2 separate regions of the Homo sapiens genome follow, and region 2 is linked to region 1. A link is an interaction called in ENCODE POLR2A ChIA-PET data of the cell type or tissue named here. Cell type or tissue: GM12878. All regions are shown on one strand. Each heading gives the region's core, and the rest is flanking DNA. Links, peaks and the distances in the headings are about the cores only.

Evidence for each region. Peaks named below come from ENCODE experiments on the same cell type or tissue, not always from the same donor. Only the 100,000 strongest peaks of a DNase experiment are listed, where the experiment ranks them.
Region 2: POLR2A ChIA-PET joins it to region 1 with 5 read pairs; 1 of 35 experiments calls an interaction of 5 or more read pairs at or near these places.

The regions. Positions count from the first base shown.
Region 1 is chr1:212,929,568-212,936,257 of GRCh38, forward strand. No RefSeq gene overlaps it. Among named protein-coding and RNA genes, the nearest start is that of VASH2, 18 kb to the right of the region's middle. RefSeq lists an enhancer at 1-625. In GM12878, for the core only: no CTCF peak of the experiment used is centred there; no DNase peak of the experiment used is centred there; H3K4me3 peaks cover 140 bases; H3K27ac peaks cover 372 bases.
Region 2 is chr1:213,072,588-213,079,277 of GRCh38, forward strand. It overlaps RPS6KC1 (ribosomal protein S6 kinase C1), which reads left to right. Exons shown (of 15, transcript NM_012424.6): 3 at 5,109-5,229. Among named protein-coding and RNA genes, the nearest start is that of RPS6KC1, 25 kb to the left of the region's middle. In GM12878, for the core only: no CTCF peak of the experiment used is centred there; a DNase peak (open chromatin) is centred at 3,404; H3K4me3 peaks cover 266 bases.

The sequences.
Region 1 (6,690 bases), core at 1,678-5,677:
TTAAACCTCAGTTTCTTCTTTTGTAAAACAGAAATAATAATATGTATCTCACGAGGTTATTATAGTGGATATTTATTATGTATTTTCAGTCCCCATACTTTAAAACTTTTCATTCAGAAGGCCGGGCACCGTGGTTCAAGAATGTAATCCCGGTACTTTGGGAGGCTGAGGCGGGCGGATCACGAGGTCAGGAGATCGAGACCATCCTGGCCAACATGGTGAAACCCCGTCTCTACTAAAAATACAAAAAATCAGCTGGGTGTGGTGGCGTGTGCCTGTAATCCCAGCTATTTGGGAGGCTGAGGCAGGATAATCGCCTGAACCAGGGAGTCAGAGGTTGCAGTGAGCCGAGATCGCACCACTACACTCTAGCCTGGTGACAGAGAGAGACTCTGTCTCAAAAAAAACACAAAAACAAAAAAACCTTTTCAGAAATAATTTAAAACTTACAGAAAAGAGGCAAGAATAAGAATAGTACAAAGAACACCCATATACCCTTTACCCAGTTGCAAATATCATGCCCCTTTTTCTCTATATATTTCAGTGTGTATTTCCTACGACTAAGAATATTCTCTTATATCACCAATGTCGTTAATAAATGGATAGTTATTAGTTAACATGGATACAATACTTTTAATCTAATCTAATATGTATATTTCAATTTTTGTCAATTGATCAAATAATATCATTTATATTTTTTCCTGCAGGTCAGGATCCAGTCTATGGTTATCTATTACATTCAGTTATCTCTCTTCAGTCTTCTTCAGTTTGAAACATTTCTACAGCTTTTGTCTTTTATTGCAGTGACAGTTTTAAAATATGCAGTTTTGGGCTGGACGCGGTGGCTCATACCTGTAATCCCAGCACTTTGGGAGGCCGAGGTGGGTGGATCACGAGGTCAGGAGATCAAGACCATCCTGGCTAATACGGTGAAACCCCGTCTCTACTAAAAATACAAAAACTTAGCTGGGTGTGGTGGCGGGTACCTGTAGTCCCAGCTACTCGGGAGGCTGAGGCAGGAGAATGGCGTGAACCCAGGAGGCGGAGCTTGCAGTGAGCCGAGATCGCACCACTGCACTCTCTCCACACTGGCATTGTACTCTACACAAGGATCTTCCCTTTTTCCCAATTTATTTATTTATCCATTTATAACCAATATGGACTTATGAATTCCTATTTTTTTCCCAATGATTTGTAATTCATTACTGTTGTTATTTTGTACTGAAAGTGTCCCAGATTTGAGCAGTGGAAGCTAACTCTTTGTCCTTCTGCCTTTGTGAAATGCCCTTATTATTTTTTAAGCAGCTAATTTCTGACAGAATAAGATTGTGATAGTTAATTTTGGGTGTCAATTTGACTGGGATAAGTGATGACCAGATAGCTGATAAAATATTATTTCTGCGTATGTCCATGAAGTTATTGCTGGAAAATACTATCATTTGAATCAGTGAACTGAATAAAGCACCTGGCCCTTTTCAATGTGGGTAGCATCATCCAATCCTCCGAGGGCCTGAGTGAAACCAAAAGTTAGAGGGAAGGTGAATCTTCTGTCTCTGTTTGAGCTGAGTCATTCATTGTTTCCTGCCCTTGGATGTCAGTGCTCCTGGTTCCTGGACTTTTGGACTCAGACAGGGACTTAGACTATCAGCTCCGCAATTCTCAGGCCTTCCGACTCGGGCTGAATTATACCACTTGCTTTACCTGTTTGCCAGCTTGCAGACAACAGAGCACAACAGAGCATGGGACTTCTTGACCTCCATAACCATGTGAGCCAATTCTTATAATAAATAGCCTCTAATATTATCTCTACATAACCTGTTGGTTCTTTTTCTCTGGAGAGCCCTAATACAAAGGCAATCTGGGTTCATCTTGTATTTACCCTGCACCAGCCATGGAACTGGCCATTTCTTTTTTTTTTTTTTCTTGAGATGCAGTCTCACTCTGTCGCCAGGCTGGAGTGCAGTGGCACAATTTCGGCTCACTGCAACCTTCACCTCCCGGGTTCAAGCAATTCTCCTGCCTCAGACTCTCGAGTGGCTGTGACTACAGGCGCCCACCACCATGCCCGGCTAATTTTTGGATTTTTAGTAGAAATGGGGTTTCACTATGTTGGCCAGGCTGGTCTCAAACTTCTGACCTTGTGATCTGCCTGCCTTGGCCTCTCAAAGTGCTGGGATTAGAGGCGTGAGACTGCGCCTGGCCCTCGAAATGACCATTTCACCAAGGAGCCCTGGGTTTTGTTTTGTTTTTTGACAGCTGGGGAATGGTATTTAAAAACCAAAGTATGGGTTCCAGGCTTGCTCATTGCTACTAGAGCATCTTTGCTTCTTGGCTGTTTCAGCATATGGCACTAGTAAATGTACATATATAATACATACAAACATGCATAAATATGTAGATAAATACATGCATATATACATATTTTAGAAATGAGTTCTTATCAATACCTACAACTCCAATTCATCCTACAGGGTTTCTTTTTTTCTAAATTTTAAATTCCTTTAAAAATTTGTTTCCGCTGCTTGACTCAGAGCCACAGGGTTTTGTTTTTTTTGTTTCCCCTCATTCCATATTTGTATATCTCTTCTTCCATAGTGAGAACACTGTCTCCCAACAATATCAATATATTTATTTATTTGTTCAATCCTATAAGACATCTCGAATAGTCTCAGAATTATGCAACCTCTTTTTTTAAATGTATTTTTTTCATATAAAAACCCCGTAACGGGATGCAGCCTCTTTTGAACACACTCTTTTTATGTCTGTGGAATTTCCCACCATGTGAGTCTTTTTTCCCTAAGATAAAATCTAAAAAACTCCCTTCCCAGTCTTCTTTGTAGGTAGGGCACAAATAAGTTACCTGGGTTCCACCAGTTAACTTCACCTGTGTGGGATGCTGGTCCACAACAAAGCAATGGGAGGAAACAGGCTCTGCCCTAAACATCTATTTATCTGGTGAGAATGGCCGATGGCTGAAAAGTCTGGAATTCAGAGTCCACTGAGTGTGTTAGGTGGAGCTCTATACAGAAATGGCATTGGAGGTGGCAGCAAGGGCCACTCCAGCAAAGTCAATTTGGAGGCAATGCAAGTTGTGTGGTCTAGAATCAAAGGTGGTAACAGAAATTCCTCATCAGTCCAGTGCTGAAATGTGGTTTTGGATATTGACCTTGGAAGCTTAGCCTAAAGCATAGTTCTCTAGTCCTACCAGAAATTCTGTGAGCTACTCAGCATTCTTTAATAAATATTTTTTTTTCCTACGTGGGCAAACAGAGTCAGCTTTGATACTTATTATGAAGAATTCTGCCCCATAATTTTTTCTGATCATGGGTCATTTTCCTCTAAAAATTTTACATTTGTTTTTCTTTAGTTTATTGTTATTATTTTTTTCGTTGAGACAGGGTCTCACTCTGTCACCCAGGCTAGAGTGCAGTGGCACCATCACAGCTCACTGTAGCCTCAACCTCCCCAGGCTCAGATGATCCTCCCACCTCAGCCTCCCGAGTAACTGGGACTACAGACATGCACCACCACGCCCAGCTAATTTTTGTATGTTTTTTTGTAGAGACAGTGTTTCACCATGTTGCCCAGGCTGGTCTCAAACTCCTGGGCTCAAGCAATGTGCTTGCCTTGGCTTCCCAAAGTGTTGGAATTATAGGCATGAACCACCACACCCAGCTTTGTTTTTCATTTAAATAATTAACTCACCTATAATTTTAAAACTTTCTTTCTTTTTTTTTTTTTTTTTTTGAGATGGAGTTTTGCTCTCGTTGCCCAGGCTGAGTGCAATGGTGCAATCTTGGCTCACTGCAATCTCCGCCTCCTGGGTTCAAGTGAATCTCCTGCCTCAGCCTCCCAGGTAGCTGTGATTATGGGAATGCACCACCATGCCTGGGTAATTTTGTATTTTTAGTAGAGATGGGGTTTCACCATGTTGGTCAAGCTGGTCTCAAACTCCTGGCCTCAGGTGATCCACCTGCCTTGGCCTCCCAAAGTGCTGGGATTACAGGCATGAGCCCCCCTAGCCTTCAACTTTTTTTCTTAAGGCTATGTCTTAACCAAGGTTCCCTAAAACTTGCTTCTCAAAGTGGGGTCCTCAACTAGCAGCATCTGGGAGAGTTATTAGAAATGTAGATGCATAGGCCTCACCCCAGACTCACTGAATCAGAATCTGCATTTTAATGAGCCCCCTAGGGGATGCAAAATTTGAGAAACACTGCCCTAAAAATAGAGCCTGAAGCAAGGATTAAGTGCTGATGCTTTATTTGGGGGGTGTTAACTCAGAATAACAAGAGTAGGAAAAAAGAGAACTGAGGCAAGGAAAACTGGAAGCATGCATGGTGGTGGGTTTCTATTCTGGCCTCTTCTTTATAATGAGCCTCAAAAGACACTGCAGGTTGCTTGGCAGTTGTGCACACTTGACCATGTGGCAAGTGTTTGGACAGGCTGTATGGAGAAACCCTGCCTAAGAGAAATCCACCAATGGAGGTAGGTGAGGGAATTATCCTCATAAACCTCCCATCTCCTGTTTCCCAATGGTTGCTCCACAGGGAGTTAACCCTTATGCTTCTGGGTGACAACACTCAGACACTTTGGTGGCCATTCAGAAGCCAGATTACATATCCTGTTGCATAGTATTTTATCCAAGTGTGGAAGTGGCAGGAGGAGCCAGAGAGTACATCCACCAGCTAGTCACTCTGGTTATACAACAGCAGCCAGAGAGAAGGGCCTGGGCAGTGGGACTGGGTGGAGCTGGTTGGCTACAGCAGCAGTCAAGGCCAAGGAAATCTGAGAAGATGTCAGAAGACATATCCAATACAGCTTACCCGTTCACCAATCAGAAAAGTTGTGTGGTGTAACATGCCAATGGATAGGACCTTCTGTAAGCTTTAGATGGTGGTGCTGGTTGAAGCCCTGTAGACAATTAAAGCAAACCCATATATGCTATGCATATTGATTCTGGTAAAAATAAATCACTGCCCCAGAGTAGAAGGCATGCCTTTCCATTATAGATGGCTCCCACATTAGAATATAGAGCTGCCATTCCTTAAAATAAAATAAAATAGAATAAAAACTCTTTACCTCTTTTCTAAGAGAGGAAATACAAATCCATTTATTTATAAAGTTCCCTTTAAGGTTGTGGGCAGTTGCAATTTTCTGGAAGGCCTAATGGAAGAGACAGATGCATCAAGCTACAGAAGGCTTGATTCAAGCTACTGTTACTGGTCCTAAGGCTATAATTGATATTCATCATCTCCCTTCTCCACCACCCATGCTAGACTTCCTTCTTGTCCAACACTTCAGCTGATTCATCTAGATTGGTTGCCTGATTGGATGATCTTCGTATCTAGGGGAGGAGATGGGGATCTGAAGCTCTTAGTTGAATAGCCCTTATTGAGTTATAATTGCTTTACCAGGAGTGGAACAACTAGGAGGTATCTCAGTGAATCCCCTGGATTTCCTGCAATCCAAGAGGAATAATCCAGGCTGCTAAAGGTTTTATAATTTTTTTGGAGACAGGGTCTTGGTCTGTTGCCTGGGTTGGAGTGCAGTGGCATGATCATGGCTCCCTGAAGCCTTGCACTCCTGTTCTCAAGCGATCCTCCTGCCTCAGCCTCTTGAATGGCTAAGACTATAGGTGTGCACCACCATGCCCAGCTAATTTTTTAATGTTTCTGTAGAAACAGGGTCTCACTATATTTCCCAGGCTGGTCTTGAACTCCTGGGCTCAAGCAATCCTCCCATCTTGGCTTCCCAAAGTGCTGGGATTACAGGCTCATTCATGAGTCTCCACACCTGGCCAATTATTATAATTATTGTACTTTAACTCCTTTCTTTGCCCACCGACTTGCGGTGCTTAAGGCAGCCAGGTAAGTAGTTACAGATTCCAGGTCAGTGGAACCTCAGTGTGTGCCCTCACAGAGATATCTCCTGGGAAACCAGAACTTCTAACACAACAGAGTCCAAAGTTCCGGAAACAAAAAGCAAAAATTCCTCAAATGTATCACTGGGTATAATAGTGAAAGGGGCCACTTCTACTTCCATCCCTTGGTTTCTGGATTCATTCTTTCTAGCCATTACAGATTAGTACCATATATTGGTCTTTATTTCAAAGTGTATAATAACCTGGAGGACTGTGCCACAACCCTGTGAGATGTTGTCGCCTCGCTTTGCCTTATCTGAGTCTCAGCAGGCTTTTCCACGATATTATCAGGTCAGCTGCTCTTGCATGTGTGGTACATGGTAAGGCCAGTAGACCACGGTCATCAGCCCATTTTCATTCCCTCTTTCACCATAAAATAGCTCTCCTGTTTGGAGGAAGTGTTACATGGGTTAATATGTCAATGGATAAGGTGTCTATGAGCTCTCAGATGGTGGTACTTCTGAAGTCTCTGGCAGGAAAGGCAAACCCATGTATTATGTTTATATTAACATATGTGTTTATATCTTACCCCTTCTGTTTCTACCTCACCCCTTGGTAGGGTGACCATAGGTGTCAGTTTGATTGGGATGGTCCTGGTTTACACCCACTGGTATTTACCCATTGTTCCTGTGTAATCATGACTAGCATTCCTTTTTGCTCTCAACAGTGACCAAATTTGGAGAATAAATTCTGTGGTTACCCTTCCCCTAGGAACACCATGCTATGTTAGCCGAGCACCATGAGTCCCTGCAGAGAAGGTCATCCTGATT
Region 2 (6,690 bases), core at 1,541-5,540, 140 kb after region 1:
GGTTTTAAGACAATTCATTCCCTACCAGGAAACAGAAAGAATATTGTAATATTGTTATTTTGAAAGAAAAAAATGTATACATACATATATATGTATCAGTGAAAGTAATTTGCACCATTGATTAAAGTACTTTTCTGTCTTTACTTGTATCAATTGATGAGTGTGAACTATTCTTTAGATTTCTAGTTTACAACTCTTAAAATTGAAAATGGGTGTATTTCCTTTGAATGCATTGTCTGATTGCTGTGCTGTAGTTTGTAGCTTGATGTTCCCATTTTCCAGGGAGAATCCTGAACCAACCTATCCATGAACATACTCTCTGCCATTTTCTTAGTCCTTTTTTCGGGAAAACTCTTTTATAATAACAACTGTTGGTGAACCATTCATCTGAAAACTCTTGTAAGTGTCTTTTAGTTAGACAATTGCATGGTTCTTTGTTAGAAGTGGTATAAATTTTTAAAAGTTTTCTATTTAGTTGGCTTCTTAAAATATAGAATAATCTTGAAATTATAACAGTACTTTTTTTAGTTTCCCACTTAGTGTATTTAAACATTAGAATTCTCATTTGGGAGAGGAATTCACCACTTAGAGTTTGTTTTTCACTTCCTTTCACTTTCCCTCTCCATTAACTTATTCATTTGTTACTGCTTTAGACTATATAGTAAAGCTTCACAAGGGCTATTGAGGACTAGATGTACTGATAGTTTAACAAAATGTAGGGCTAGTAATACGCTAGCCTTATAAAATAGGAGAAATTTTGTTGTTTTTCTTTTATATATACCTTGGCACATGCCACCACATCAGTGTTTTCTTCCTAAGAATGCTAAAAGATCTGTGGCCTGTCATTCAGTAGATTGTGTAGAACATGAATAGACAGCAGAAAAGTGAAGAAGAGATGGTTTTGCTCCCCCTCACCCTTTTTTAAACAAATTAACCTGTACCTGTTTCTCTCTACAGGTAGGATATTTCACTGGTGAAATTTGGGAAAGGAAAAGAACTGAAACAGGACTTTCTATGTATTATGTCAGAAATCTCTAACTTTTAAATCCTTTTTTAAAAAATAGTTTTATTATTTATTTATTATTTATATTATTTATTTATTTCTTGAGATGGAGTCTCGCTCTGTCACCCAGACTGGAGTGCAGTGGCATGATCTTGGCTCACTGCAACCTCGGCCTCCCGGGCTCAAGTGATTCTCCTGCCTCAGCCTCCTGAATAGCTGGGACTACAGGTGCCCACCACCACACCTGGCTGATTTTTGTATTTTTAGTAGAGACGGGGTTTTACCATGTTGGCCAGGCAGGTCTCAAACTCCTGACCTCAGGCGATCTGCTCATCTCGGCCTCCCAAAATGCTGTGATTACAAGCGTGAGAAAAAATCATTTTAGAAAATAGGTACACACTCAGAAATATATCGGGAAAGGAAAGGCTCTTGAAAAGAGGGAAAATAAAATCCATAAGCAAATAGTGTGGTAGTGATGTTGGTTGTAAGAAGAGATAATCCAGCAAATTTTAAATATTAAAACTATGTGAGCGTGAAAAGGACAAAGTTAATTCAATTGGTGGTTCTGTAAAATACAGGAATCTAAAAAGTTTTTGGTGTTATTAAGTGTAATTATCTGAAAAGGAAACATTTATGTAGAAAATATTTAAGGGAATGTTTTTAAAATTAAGCTTTTATTTGTATGTTTTATATGGTTGTCACTGAATTAATATTTCATTGAGACATTTTCTTCAGAGTGACTTTAATAAATAAGAAACTTATGGAGACTTGGTTCAATAAAGAAAGAGGTTGTTATAGACCTATTTTTTCAATGGGAAAGTATTGAACATTAATTAGAGAAAATAATTTCTAAATGTGTCTCTGAGGACTTTGTGTAGTCCAGATATGAACATCAGTACTTGCTGTTGTAGTGGAAGTATATCTTTGTTCACTTTTGTATTTTGAAGATTTCTGGAAACCTCAGAACTTAGAAGGAGTAAGAAGAAAAGGAGGCAGTGGATGTGACATTTTGCGATGCTGTTAGGTATTTTGGTTCTGCAGCCCTAGAGTTGAGAAGAAGGAATATAGGATTGAATAAATTAGGGCATGGTGAAGAAACACAGATTCTCACCTGGGGGGTTCTAATTCTTGCTCTGACAGACTATCTACTGGTTCATATACCATGGTATTTTAATAATTATTATGATTAAATTGTTAAATTTTGCTCCTTAAGTTTGTCTTGCAGTATTTAAAAATGACTTAACTAGAATAAATTTTTTTTTTTTTTTTTTTTTTTTTTTTTTACGGAGTCTCGCTCTGTCACCCAGGCTGGAGTGCAGTGGCATGATCTCAGCTCACTGCAAACTCCGCCTCCCGGGTTCATGCCGTTCTCCTGCCTCAGCCTCCCTAGTGCTGGGACTTCAGGCACCCACCACCACGTCCAGCTAATTTTTTGTATTTTTTGTAGAGATGGGGTTTCATTGTGTTAGCCAGGATGGTCTCAATCTCCTGACCTCATGATCCGCCCGCCTTGGCCTCCCAAAGTGCTGGGATTACAGGCGTGAGCCACCACGCCCGGCCTAGAATAAAAATTTTATCTGCAAATCTAATTGTTTCCATGAGCTACAGTCTTTTGAATAACTCATGTCCAGGTCATAATGACCTTAACCTTACGTAATGTCCAGTTTATAATGACATTTACCTTATATAAGGTACTGCTTACATAAGCCCATCAACCATTTCTCCTTTAATTCCTTGGCAATGTCGTATGATTGTAATTTGATATATTTTTAAAATATAAAAATAACAATTTTTTGTTCCCATCATTTCATTGTTAGAATCCTCACATCTCACTGCGTATGCTGAGAAACCTTTCCTGAGTGATTACTGCCTATCTGCTACTGATCTTTTAATCTACAAGCTAATAGATCCTGCTCAGTTTTTGCTCTTCAACCCTAAACCTATCTCACTGAACAGCTCCAAGCAGCTCCCTCACGAGCTCCTAAGTCAAATGTGTTGAAAATTGAACCTCTTTCTTGCCTCAGAACTGCTGCTGCTTCCTTAGTGTTCACTTCAGGGCATGGCACCACCATTCTGTAGCAAAACTTGCTACACAGCTATTTATTCTTCAGTGTTCTTCAGTTTATTTATCATTTTAGGCAAATACTGAGTATGTACTTTTGTTTAAAAATTGCCTAAATTAATTGTCTTCATTTAGTAATACATACTTAGCATCTCACTCTTCTTTTAGAAACTTCACCCCCGGTGCCCTCCCCTTTTATTTTATTTTTGTCAGTCTACTGACCACTTCCCTTCAGGACTCTCTAAGGTAGTACTTTTTGTGAAGCCTTCTCAGACATACAAGGCTGATTTAGGTACTACATCTACAGCACTCTTGGACTGCCCCTCTCAGCATTTTTCAAGCCGTCTTATGATGATGTTGTCTTGTGATGTGTTGGCTTATTCTTCCTAACTAGACTGTGAACTCTTTGAAGGCAGGACCTGTATTTCCCTTCTCTTCATACTTTGTAAGAATATGATGCTTAGTGGAAAGTAGGGCCATAGAAATATTTGTTTGGTGACTCTTTTTGTTGTTGAGTAAATGAACAGGGAACATCAGGAGGAACAAGGGAAGCATCAGGAGGAAGCAGTTTTTAAAAATTAATTCATATTATAGTCTGCCTAGCCTCCTAGGATTATAACTGTATTAAAAACAATAAACATTAATTAAGGTAGAATTTTTGGCAGCATGAAAAAGTTTGCTGAAGAGTTTTATACATACAGAGGGTAGGTTTTTTGGCAGGAATCTCTTAAATCACACCTGGTTACCTGCTTGACCTGTTATTTGCTCATTAGCATTATACTCTATTGTATATGAAAAACTTGTTAGAAAACTTTGTTAGAACTGAGATGATTAAGTTTTTCAGAAGACCCCAGTATCTGAAGTAATGGGATTTAAAACTCAATTTTACTCTATTTTCTAGAGATTGAGGGGCTGAATCTGTGATATCAAGGCCATGTTTCAAATCCTTTTTCTTTACAAAGTGGTTTTTTTTTTTAGATATAATCTGAGTAAGGTTAAATAATAATTCAGACTAATGAAGGAAAACACACTTTTTTACATGTCGTCTAATCTAGATGATATTTTGTTTTTTAAAAATATACTAATTTTAATGATGTTCTGGTCAGGATTCAGCTTGCCTGCAGACATCTTATTACTAGTGTGAATTAAGATTTATGACATGAAAGTCCATGTTAATTGCTTGCTGCATAGCTACTTCTTCAGTGTTACTCAGTTTATCCTTTTTTTTTTTTTTGAGACAAGAGTCTTACTCTGTTGCTGAGGCTGGAGTGCAGTGGCACTGTGTCGGCTCACTGCAACCTCTGTCTCCTGGGTTTAAGCAGTTCTCCTGCCTCAGCCCCCCGAGTAGCTGGGATTACAGGCGTCCACCACCACACCCTGCTAGTTTTTATATTTTCAGTAGAGATGGGGTTTCACCATGTTGGCCAGGCTGGTCTTGAACTCCTGAGCTCAGGTGATCCACCTGCCTTGGCCTCCCAGAGTGCTGGGATTATAGGCGTGAACCACTGCGCCCGGCCAGTTTATCCTTTTAGGCAAATACCGAGTATGTACTTTTGTTTAAAAATTGCCTAAATTAATTATTTTGTCTTTATAAATACATTATTTTGAGAAAGGATACATGTTTTGACATCTAACTCATTTGCAGGCCAATTGTAATTGGTTTTTGAAGAGATGAAGTGACATTTTATATAGTATAAATCTTCTCCATACTGGGTTGAATATTTTTCCAGTATGAATAAAACCATACTTGTTTAAAATGAAAATTTGAAACCAAAACAGAATAGTTTGAGGAAGAATTGCCGCTTTATATGTAATATATTTTTACTTTATTTTATTTTATATTATTTTCCTGGTCAGCAGGAATCTGCCTTATATTTTTAAAGCAAATATTATTAGTTAATTTCAGTCAGTTAATCATATTGTTTAGGACATGTGTTTGCCTTTGCATGACAATTTTGAACACTTTAATGAAAGGATTATTTGTTGTTCAGATATCTGAACCTAAATGGTTATGAGATACATGTTTAATTTTTTTCTCTCTAGATAATTGTATGGAAGAGATACAGTGATTTTAAGAAACTACACAAAGAACTATGGCAAATTCACAAAAACTTATTCCGACATTCAGAGTTGTTTCCTCCATTTGCTAAAGGAATAGTGTTTGGTAAGTGATTATTTTGAAATTGTAATTTAAAAAAATAATTAATTTTGTATATATACTGAACTCTAACATAACTACACTATGAAGTCAGAAGCCCTTTTACTTATTGAGATAATTCATATTGTTCAACAGCACTTGAAATTGTCTTTTCTTGTTCTTGTTATAGTTTTGTGTACCCAGAATATATTTACTCTTCCTATCTATGAAACAAAACAACTTCAGTTCCAACCAACCAAATAAAAAACCCTGTAGGAACATAAGAAAAGGTGATATTCAGTTATTCTTATAGTTTTAAAATTCTTTCTTTTTTTAAATTAAGTCTCATTTTGTATGTTTCCCTGACACTTTGCTTATAGTATGAATGGTGTGGTTTTCTAGTATTTGCTTCTTGCAACTTCTTTTTGATACCTTAGTATTCTTTTTTTTTTTTTTTTGCCTCATCAGTTTTCAAATACCTAGGTAACAGTATTTTATATTAAAGTTTCTGTGTCAAAATAATTGGTGTAGTTTCTGTCCCCTGTCTGGATTTTGACTGGAAGTATAGAATATTCATGTTTTTTTTCTATAACTCTAACGTAAATGTTCTTATATGGACAGAATTTTTTTGAAATGGAGTCTCATTCTGTCACCTAGGCTGGAGTATAGTGGCACGATCTTGGCTTACTGCAGCCTCCACCTCCTGGGTTCAAGTGATTCTCCCGCCTCAGCCTCCTGAGTAGTTGGGATTACAGGCGTCTGCCACCACACCTGGCTAATTTTTGTATTTTTAGTAGAGATGAGGTTTCACCATGTTGGCCAGGCTGGTCTCAAACTACTGACCTCAAGTGGTCCGCCCGCCTTGACCTCCCAAAGTGCTGGGATTACAGGCATGAGCCACTGTGCCCGGGCCAGAACATTTTATCCTATTACTTTTTGCAACCAATTTCTGCATATGTAATTGCAGAGTCAAGGTATATGCACATTTATTTTTCAAACTAGACAATTTTTTTTCAGGTTATGAAAGTAGTATATGCAAATAACTCAGGTGGTACAGAAAAATACTTAAAACGTAAAGAGAAATTCAGCAATAATACCATCTCCTAGATAGTATAATATTTTGGCATATTATTCTAGACTCTGTATCAGTGTGTGTGTATGGTGTATTTTTGTGCTTATTAATATGTATATGCCTTTTTACCCATCTATGTATAGAAACCTCAAAAATGGAATCTTGCTATGTATGATTTTGTAACCTGGTTTTATATAACAGTATATATATTTTTTCTTTATTTTTTATATGACAGTATATTATGATTGTCTTTTCATGTCAATAAAAAGATCTACATTACTAATTTTAATATGTACATAGTATTCCAGTTTTTGAACTGATTTATTAACCAATCTTTTACTGGTATATTACTTTTGGCCTTTTGCTGTTACAAATAACACTGCAGTTACTATTCTTGTTCATACATTACTGTGCAG